Regions from separate parts of the Homo sapiens genome. Here region 2 is linked to region 1. A link is a loop called in an ENCODE intact Hi-C map of the cell type or tissue named here. Cell type or tissue: breast epithelium. All regions are shown on one strand. Each heading gives the region's core, and the rest is flanking DNA. Links, peaks and the distances in the headings are about the cores only. Region 1 overlaps ERC2 (ELKS/RAB6-interacting/CAST family member 2). Region 2 overlaps ERC2 (ELKS/RAB6-interacting/CAST family member 2).

Region 1 (5,380 bases), core at 83-5,082:
GGTGTGGTGGTGGGCAACGTAATCCCAGCTACTTGGGAGGCTGAGGCAAGGAGAATTGCTTGAACTCAGGAGGCAGAGGTTGCAGTAAGCCAGGATCGTGCCACTACACTCCAGCCTGGGAGACAGAGTGAGACTTCCTCTCAAAAAAAAAAAAAAAAAAAAAAAAAAAAAAAGAAGACATGGCTGGGCTACTTTTGGCCATCAGTGGTAAGACCTGGAGGAATCTGCCCACACTTCATAGACTTCTGTTCACTGTTGATAAAATGAACAGATCAGCCTGACTCTGTTTTCACAAGTTATATCCTACGGATCTACTGGAAAGGTATCTGGAAAGGGCTCTTTTAGGATCTGAAGCACTGCACAAGATTTTGTAGGAAAAACAAAAGTTTTAAAATCACTAGACTACATGGTCCTCAAAGTCACCAAAATACTCTGAGTTTTAAGCCATCTGATTATCTGATTCTAGATTCTAAAGAGTGGAAGCCAGGTATCAGTTGGGGAGGATCTGGGTATTCTTTTTCTCTGAGTACAAGGAAAAAAGGCATTTGGTAGGGACAGGAGAGAAAGACATCCCAGCCCTCACTACTCTCCAGTTCTGCAACATTTCTTTCTTCCTTTGAGCTGTTCTCCTTCCTTCATATGAAAAACTGTCTACAGGTATGGTAATGGTTGGTCAAAAACTACCCATATTTTTTCTGATAAAATTAAAAAAAAATCCTTTCCCAATTATATGAATTTTCCTTTGGGTGACAAAGATACCCAATGATCTATTATATCATTATATACTACTATGCCAATGATACTAGTAGACCACGTGGATAAAAGACAAATGTGCTCACTCTGAGTTTTATAGATGGCCTCTCTTTAGTGCCTTAGAGGCCCCTACAAAGTAGGCTCCAGTATTATCATCCTCATTTTTTAGAAGAAAAGACTGAGCGGGGAAAAAACGTTGAGTGACTTACACAAATTCACCCACCTAGCCAACAGCAAAATGGGATTTCAGGTCACAGAGCCTATGCTCATACTATGTTGAAGAGAGAAATTATATCACTTACCACTAAAACAAACAAACAAACAGGTTTTATTCACTCATTTTCTCTCAAAAACAACCTACCACTTTAAGGAAGTGTGTTATCACACCCAATGATAGGAACCATAAAACTATTTTGGATGTTTATTTGATACTTATTGATGTTTAAGCAAGCCTACTATGTTCACAGTTATCACCCCAAAGAAAAATATATTATTTAGTTTTTAGGTTTTATCTTATCTGTCCTTGGTCCTTGAAACAGCAAGAGAAACACGTACACTCTGTTCTTACTTGTTGTCATAGGATACCAGCTGCCTGCTGGGAAAAGCATACTGGGAAGTACTGTTCTACACTTTGTATTAAGAGTTAAAAAATAAAATACCCAGAGCCTGTGTAAATCACAGACAAAGTTGACAAATTTCATGGCTTAGTCATGGTTAACATATCAGATTTCATGGCTTGACAGAGATTAACAAGAAAATCATATTAGAATTACAACTATTAGTAGATTCTTAGATATTTGATAGAGAAACTCCAAGCTCTCCAAACGCCATTGCCCACTGCACAGCCCTCTTGTCCTTCCTCCTGTGGATAGAGCCTCCATGAATCCAGGGAGAGCAAATGGGATCTTCCATTGTTGGTCACAATCACCTCACCTCCTGACTATGGCAGGAGTGAGCCAGTGCCTAGTGGGCCCCAGGGAAAGGTCTTAGCATCCGCGAAATAAAGTAAGGTTTAATATTTATAGCCTAATTCATAAAACTGTAAGGAGAAAAAAAATACCTCATTTGTACATAACACAGGTATTTTACCCAATATTACATGCACTAAGGAGAGGAATGAATGATCATTGTTGGAACTATGATATTTTCGGTGAAAATTAAGTTTCCATGTCTTTACGAGGAAGCAATTCAGCAGAGGCCTTGTTGTTAAAAGTGGCATGCGAGCAGGAACTTCAAAAGACCTGCTGACTGCCTGCCGAGCCATTTGGCCGGAGGGCTCTGCATATCCTCTTTCGGGTAAGAGGCAGCTTACTTGTCAACTTTGCATAAAAGACAGCCAATTTGTCAGCCATTTGCTTTAATTTTGTTTCTGAGTCTTCCAACGACAAACTCCATATACCTTCTGGTCTTTAATATCATATATCTGACTGAGGGATGGAAATTCACTCTAGTGTCTCAGGCTGGTTTCCTTCCCAGGCCATCCTCCTGGGTCTTATAGGATGTCCTTAATCAGAACCACATTACTCAGCTAGAGGAAGTCCTTGTGCAGACGCTGGCAAGACACTATGGCAAAAGAGTTTCACAACATGAAAGGTCAGATTGAGAATAAAAGCTGCAGTTATCTGTTGTGTTTTCTTTAGTTGAGAAAATAAAGGCAGGGTGCCTAACTCCTGAGGAACCAAGATTTGGATAAGTAGCAGCCACTTAGGAAAGGAGTTCCATTGGCCGCTGAGTACAATGGCCAGTTGTGGAAATGGAAAGTCCTTAAATTCCAAGTATTCTGGACCTGAGCAAGGATTTTCTCATTTTATACAGATACGTTTTTATATTTCAGTAACACCCTAGACTGGTAAAACAAAAATAGCTACATCTTGTCAAAAAATATAATTGTCACTGGACTGTGTAAATATACACACATATATATATATACACTACATATATGTGTGTTAGATATACACATATACATAATATATATTTTACATATATGTGTTAGACAAATAAAGCACATTTTAATCGTAAAAGCTACCAGTTATTGTGCTTTTTTTTTTTTTTAAGTGCCAGGCACTATGTTAAGCACTTTCCATGCATTATTTAGTCTCTCAACAAACTAGCATGGTAGGGACTAGCTTTGTCCCTATTTTACAAATAGAAAAAACTTGAGATTAGAGAGGAAATTCAAGGCACACAGTTAGACACAGAGCCAGAAGTGGAACCCAGGAGTGCCTGACCCCCGAGCCCAGCAAATTGAACCCTAGCAATTCTCACTTGTTCCATTAAGATGAGTGCCCAAGCTGACTGTGAAAAACAGGGGAGGAGGTGAAGTGATGAGCCATTTCACTTCACTAACACATAGGTGTGAAGGAGTTAGGCGTTACTCCAACCCTGTATCTTCATCCCAGGGAGGCAGCCTGCAGGCTTTGCCGATGGAAGGCAGGGTGTGAGAAAAGGAAGAAGTGATTGCAAAAACCCAAGACCCACCTCCTTTACAAATTTTGCCCAAGATCAGCCTGGCTGGGGAGACTCTGAGAACTCAGAGGGACCAGAGGACTTAATGGAAATCTGTCCCTCACCCAGTTTCAAACTGATAGCCTTCCCTTCTCATGCAAGGGGCTTGCCCTAGAGATTTGGGGCAAGAAATATTTCCAGTGCGCCTCTACCTTAACTCACACCACAGGGGCAGCTAACAATTACAGAAGGAATGAACTTTTTCATCAAATGTCCTTCCATAAAACCATTTCCCAGGAAATGGAACACAGCATGAAGCAAGCCGACTGCAATTTTCCACCAACAATGAGCATCGTGGGGCACAGGTACTATATTTAAACAATTTTCCTCCAGCGTTTTGGCAAGGCTGTCTCTCAAGGAGACTTACCAAGTTGGGCTGAGGTCTCATTCCCCTCCGGCCAGCAGGATCAGAATGTTTAATATGGCCCTGTCTCTTCAACACCCATGTGTAAACCACCAATAAACAAGCCAGGAAAGACCTGCAGGCCTAATTGCCTTTTAACTCTGCCAAGATGATAAACTCCCAGAGCAAAGAAGGAAAGACTTCCAGGGATTTAACAAGTTTATCTGCCTGCCACTTGAACATTTTCTGTCTGCCTACACTTCAGTGAATTCACCAATAAAAGGATAAAAGGGCCCAGAATGTCAGACCCCTCAAATGACCAAGAAGTTCCACATTCAAAACGTATGACCAGCAAAAATTAACCAGTTAATTGAGCTTCATTTTAGGTGTTTTTAAGATCTGGAGCAAGGGAAGTGGGGCCACTTGACTCTTTCTAGCACTGGCCATTTCTCTTTTATTGACCAAGGCCTAGAAATCTTTACTTACAATAAAGAAAATTGTTTTCACAAGGAAACTGGGATAGGCAACCCATTCTGAAACCTCTAAAATTTTAGATAGAGCATTATACTGACAGGAGAGAAACTATACAAATCTCGGTGGTGGGAGAAATGGAGTATATCATATGGGCAGTCATAAGATTGGTGTTTACTTCTGTAAAGATATTTTTCATCTCTCCCTGAACCAACTTGCAAATTAAGCATGTTGGTTGTTTTTGTTGGTTTGTACCCTACCACCCAGAAGAAAAATACTGAGAGCTCTTTACCTATTGGAGTTAAATTGGAAAAGCAAAGCAACACCAAACAAAGAGACTTGGGGTAAGTACAGAGAGGTGGTGCCATTCAAGGCATTAAAGCAGGGTGAATGGGCATCACCTCTGGGAGGCCATTTCACAATCTTTATCAATATTAATGTGCAACTTCCCTTTTAGGAATTTATTCCAAAGAAATTATTGGCTAAGTGAATAAAGGTTAAGCCCAAAAGGCTTTAGGGAATTCTACTAGGGAACATTTTAAAACATCTAAAGTTCACCATTAATAACTGGCTAAAGAATGCAAAATTCCATACTCCGTTACTATAAAAATGATTCCATAGGTGTATATTTATTAATGTGGAAAGTGTCCAACATACAATGTTAAGTTCAAAAAGCAGATTATAAAAACATTTATAATATAATCCCATTCTTTTTAAGAGTCTATATATAGTAAAATTAGAAAGATACATAGTTCACCAAAATGTTAGTATTTCTGGATGGTGGATTAGAGGGGACTTTTATTTTCTTTGGCAAAGATTTTTGAATTATTTGAAATGTTTAATGAGAAAAATGCATTGCCTTTAGAAATGTTAAAACACTAAAGCAGAACAATAAAATTGAATAAAAACAAAACATTCCCACCACCATCATTACTGTCCTGATCAACAGGAAAAGCTGAAACAACATCATGGGAAGACCCAGCTATCCTTTCTCGAGGAGGCAGGAGTAGAGAACGCTGATGGATTTGGTCTTGCCTTATCAGCACATATAACTGTTGTTCAAGCGTAGTCTCCAGTGAGATGCGAATGGAATGGTAAAACCACAAGTGGGCTCAAAATCCCAACAGGTGTCTTCTCCAGGGGACCCAGGTGTCTCTCTTTCCTGGAATCATGGTACAAATGTCGAGGACTCCCCTATTAAGCTAACCTGTACCACTTAATAAAACAGGAACAGTTCTTAAGTACGGCACTTGCCAACTGAAAAATCTGGAGCACTATTTTTCTATTAAAACCTTGTCCATGTTTTTC
Region 2 (5,380 bases), core at 146-5,145, 76 kb after region 1:
TGTTTAAAGGATGCTTCCTACTCCCTTTCCTCTGCTGGTCCCTTATCTTTGGAGTGCTGCAAGTGCCTGGAGTGTTGTAAGTCAAACATGATCCCTATTACATCAGTTATAGAAAAAAAGAGAGGCAATGGTGTTTAGCAATATAAAATGGATTTCCCTGCTTCCCGACATTTCAAGGTTGGCCACCCCCTCTCAATGGGGGAGCTAAAGTGCTGCCTCTTAGACAAATGCGACTGGATTAAAGCAGCAAGTTGAAAAGAAATCAACCCTCCAATGTTGCCAAGATGCGTTGCATCTGTAAGCTGGAGAGTGCAGGCTATGTCTGAAAAACCCCTGTTGACTCAAAGGATACTGCAACAAATCTCTTAATGTAACCCTAATACTGCAAACAAGGTGTAAAACCTAGACAAATCAGTAAAAGAAAAAAAAAACACTCTACCCCAAATAGCATAAGACTGAATGAAATCTTCAGTAGGCTCAAACCTCCTTTAAGGAAAAATCCTTTTCTAACAGGAGGATCCTGATGCATTAAGCAGCTCTGCATTTTTCCCATACTCAGTGAAGACCCTACCTGGCAGGGCTTATTAATCATGCCCTCATGTGCTCACATGCAGGGAATTAGCATCGCACCCAGATTAAAGGGCTTTGACAATAACCTGCTCATCTGCAAAGCCAGCTTCCCAACTGCTGCGTAACTCCGCCTCCCTCCCTCTCCTGTAGCTCTTAATGGTTGGGTGAGCATGTAACTGCTGGTAGAGGAAGGAGGCAGTTAAATACCTCCCACAACAACAGTTCAGACATTTGTCCCCATTTCCTTCTTTACCTGTGGCCTCACAGAGAGCCACTGCAGGGTTACTCTACAGCTTCTGCTCTTAAAAACAAGCAAACAAATAAACTGCCCCTTTTATTTCCCAAGGGTGGGAAATCACATATGCCGTCTGGCTCACTTTCTAGTAGTTTTGGGGATTTTTAGTAGTCTCTGAGGGATAAAGAAAAAAGAGACATCTGCGATATCTTTCTATTTCTTAACCTGCTAAACACAGTATCCTCCAATCTACTTGTGAGAAAAGAAGTATTGGGAAAGAGGCAAGTGGCTCTCAAGAGCTATTTCAAAATGCATGCCAGGATATCCTTGGCTACAGTTCTGAAAGGACTGGCCCAGGAGTGGCAACGGTCAAAACTTCTGAACCCTTCTCCCATGCAATACACATCAGCACCAATAAGAGGTTTCTTCATGGGTTGTTGAATCTGAAGGCTTCATCCCCACGTGAAACAAAACTCAAGGCTCCTTCCAAGAAGTGGGCCATGACATTAGATTTGCAATGCAAAAAAAAAAAAAAAAAAAAAAAAAAAAAATATATATATATATATATATATATATATACTGTCTCTTATCTGGGCAAGCTTTAGACATACTAGCTTGGTTGGAAACTGATATTAAAAGCCTAAAACATGTAACTTTTCTTATCAGGTTACTATCATGGGGAACTAAAGATTCCTGGTTTTTTGTATGTTCCATAACTATACTTTAGTAAGCCCTGATATACGGTGTTAATTTTTCTTCAGTGAAGGAAACATGAAGATATATTTATGTGCACACATACATATATATGTATATATAACGTATATTCAAACATGCACTCAGAGGAAGTTAGGGAGAGAAGTTTCTAGCTAAACATGATCTTGTGAAATTCTTCCATATGTGGAAAAGTCGTCAGTTCATCTGACATAGAGCAATACATACATATATACACACAGGATGCTATGTATACATTTATCCCACATTCATTTAACCTCAAAACATAAAATAAATTCTTTTTATTCCTCCCTAAGCAAAAGCTAGGAATAACAACTCTATATACAGAATTCATCTTCTGGGGGCAACAGAGCAGGTTGGACCCCTTGCCTGTCTGTCAGAGTTCAAAGGGCTGCACATTGACTAATCTGTTGGTGAAAGTGCAAGGGAAGCAGAGCATCAATCAGAAAAGCTGGCCCTGCATTCACAGAGAGGGGCTCAGTGGGAGTACGGGATCCCACGGCCTCAAGCTGGTGCCCCAGGAGGGGCTGCTGTGACTGCTTCATTCTTCTGTTGGACTGTGAGGCCCCACCAACTTCTTGTGGACTAAGCATAAAATGCAGAAGGAGGACAAAAGCAGGTGGGTTTTATGAAAAAAGAACTAGGGCCAGGAAACACATGGGCCTGGAGCTGTCACCTGCCTCCAGCCACAACATCGATGAGGACATAATTGCAGGGATGGCTGGAAATTCCCCTCTTTAAGGAATGCTCTTATAGGATGCTGACTAATTCTACCTGAGAGCAGTACCCAAGGCTCAGGTGTATGCAGAATGGACAGAGGTAGGAGGTGAGAGAGCAAAAGCCCTGCTTTTCTTTTCTGAGCCAACTCTACCTTATGGCTCTTTTGCCTGTAGAAAGAGGGGAGAAGGGACATATTTAGGGACCAGAAATCTCAAAACCAAGGCAGTGAGTGCTGCAGCCTCTCTGAAGCAGAGTATAGGTTCAGTACTGTAAGCATCTGCCTATATGCAAGAATCCAGAATCCAAACACAGAAAGGAAAAGCAGATTCCTATCAACCATTATAAATTAGGTCACTGGGATCATTTTACTGTATCTTAAAATACAATCTGTGTATCAGTTCTGTGACCAGAGTTTGAAGAGAAGGCCAAATCTAGGCATGGGTTCTTTAGTAACCAAGAAATTTGATGGCTTATGGCAAAACAACATGTGTCCCAAGTAGAATTCTATGGGAATTTTCAGCAGAAAATGGAAGTGAACATTCAATGCTCTGAAATATGTCCAATGGTACAAACACGCACTTTGGCTGAGAGCCAACACATGCTGGGACCACACAGTCATCAGGAGCAGCAGAGAAAGCACCAAGGATTACTATTTATATCCACAGACAGATTCTGGAAATTACCAAGTAGAGTGGATAATATTTAGGATTAGGGCAATCAATTTCCTAGGACAAGATCCATAGAATGGACAGACACCTTAAAGTTCAGAATGCAATAGGGAAAACCTAGCTTCTACCACAGAAAAGTCACTCTCTGAAAGTACCCCTAGCACCCTGGCTGATCTGACAGCAGCCCTTAGCAGAATAAAGCATCCTCTGTTTTGCTCTGGGGGCATGGTTTGCTCCAGATCCTTACATGTTCAGAGGCTCAGGGGAGAGTGAGCAAGGGAATGTGAGTCTTGGCAATCCACTGCCAAGAACCCTCTGTGACCCAGAGCAGTTCCCCTCCCTCCCCGGGCCAGTCTCTCCACTACTTGAGGATCTCATTCTGGTGATTCCATAGAAGCAGGAGAGTTTGCAATTGGCACAGGGACAGCAGGAATAGAGAAGAGTAAAAGGGAACAGGTAAAATGGGGGGAAATGGAAGGAATAAACTCACAAAACAGAAGAATGGAAATAAAGACAATGAAAGCTGGGGCAAATGGAAAGAGAATGGATGAGACTACATATTTTTTCTTCTTTTTTTTTTTTGAGACGAAGTTTCACTCTTGTTGCCCAGGCTGGAGTGCAATGGCGCGATCTCAGCTCACTGCCACCTCCACCTCCCAGGTTCAAGTGATTCTCCTGCCTCAGCCTCCCAAATAGCTGGGATTACAGGCACTCACCACCACACCCGGCTAATTTTTGTATTTTTAGTAGAGATGGGGTTTCAGCACATTGGCCAGGCTCGTCTCGAACTCCTGACATCAGGTGATCTGACTGCCTCAGCCTCCCAATGTGTTGGGATTACAGGTGTGAGTCACTGCGCCCGGCAAAGATGACATTTAATTCAATTTTGGAAAATAAACAAAATAGGATAAAATTTACTACAATTCCATGGGAAAGGGAAAAAGCACATTTGCACTCAAGAATAAGTGGATCCATCATAGTTGTGCAATCATAAATACACGTGGTTGCATAGATGTATCCAAGGGGTTTGCCACCAATGTATAGTACTCAGAGACTCAGGATTTCATCTGGGGCCTGTTGACTTTCAGTTTTGTGACTCTGGATCATTAACAACCTCTGAGTTTCTTTATTTATGCAATGGGGATACTTCCATCTGCCCTTCCTACTTCCCGAAGCTACTATGGGAGCAGTTCATTCAACAGACATTTACAGAGTACCTCGTAAGGGCCAGACATGTGTGAACATGGGACAAAGAATCTGAATATAAAATGTGAAATTCAACCAAATTTTTCTGTAACTGATCACATAAGTATCATGTCTCCATGCTCCTAAACTCATAGCCCTCATTTAGAAGTTGGTTTTCTGTAAGTAAAATGTGAAATTTAAAATTTAAATACTATCAGAAAGTCTCAAAGGTGGTCAAAATCCCTCGAGCTCTCCAACACCTATGAGCGAGTATTTGCATTCAATGAAGGAGGAAGAGGAGAGAAGAGTTTTCTCTTGGGCTTTCAAAAGTGGCCACCTATTCTGAGGTTTCCAGCCCCAAAATATTTAGGTTCTTTGCCATTTAGGCCCTTCCCAACTAGAATCAGAGCGGCAAGTGCTTTAACACATAGAAGTACATTTTGCACAAACAAGCAGTGAGATCAGGGTCCTTGAAGACCTAACACCCAACCCAAGACCCGGGAAGAGAAATGTGAGTCCTAGATGCACAAAGGGTAGCCTGCATGGTGCCTGGCATTTTAAGTTGGCTGGGGTGTGGACCTCATGCTGATGCTGTGCTTTTCTTATTCACCAGGTTAGTCTATACCTGGGAGCCAATGGAATGAGCTTAATAAAATATGACTTTTACTGGGACAGTAAAACTTGTATGATGCCTAGAAAAAGGAAAGTAGAAAGACTTGGTATCACTGATATGTTTTAAGGCAGAGAAGGAGATGCTATTTAAAGAAAATGACAGATGAGACTGATGACAACAGATACAGAGAACATTTAGGAAAAGCTGAATTTCTACTTGGCTTTGTGAAATCAATCTTGGTAACCTAAGAAAAATCTCTAATGTGTCTCCAGCATGTTTCATTTACTCTTTGGACTTTATTGTTTCTCAAAACACACCAGCAGCTTGTGTCATGGGAAATATTTGTTGTCTGCCCCCATGGCCACTTCTTGCTTTGAAGGATTTCCCAAGTCATTACTGGGATTTGTCTAGATATTCTACTTGGACATATTCAATGGCTGTGACCATCCTGGGGGTCACAGCCCACCAGCTATTAAAAGCTTCTCTCTCAGGTAGGGGGCTAGATTCTTGAGCTGCCACACTGCACTGACTTCTCTTACATCTTCTCCAAATCTTCCCACCCCCTCAGTAATCCCTCAAGGGCTGTGTATTTATGACTATTCTTGATATCCTGGGTCCTCAACCTTAATGACTCCCTTAGTTTAGATCTACTGGGTT

What was found. A loop is a pair of places that touch in the nucleus more often than their neighbours do. Peaks named below come from ENCODE experiments on the same cell type or tissue, not always from the same donor. Only the 100,000 strongest peaks of a DNase experiment are listed, where the experiment ranks them.
Region 2: a loop joins it to region 1, with 7 times the contacts of the local background. A loop is called at or near these places in 1 of 110 quality-filtered maps.

The regions. Positions count from the first base shown.
Region 1 is chr3:55,613,841-55,619,220 of GRCh38, forward strand. All of the region lies in intron 17 of ERC2 (ELKS/RAB6-interacting/CAST family member 2), which reads right to left. Among named protein-coding and RNA genes, the nearest start is that of ERC2-AS1, 8.9 kb to the left of the region's middle. RefSeq lists enhancers at 1,178-1,953, 1,954-2,728. In breast epithelium, for the core only: no CTCF peak of the experiment used is centred there; a DNase peak (open chromatin) is centred at 2,021; H3K27ac peaks cover 675 bases.
Region 2 is chr3:55,690,219-55,695,598 of GRCh38, forward strand. All of the region lies in intron 16 of ERC2 (ELKS/RAB6-interacting/CAST family member 2), which reads right to left. Among named protein-coding and RNA genes, the nearest start is that of ERC2-IT1, 33 kb to the left of the region's middle. In breast epithelium, for the core only: no CTCF peak of the experiment used is centred there; no DNase peak of the experiment used is centred there.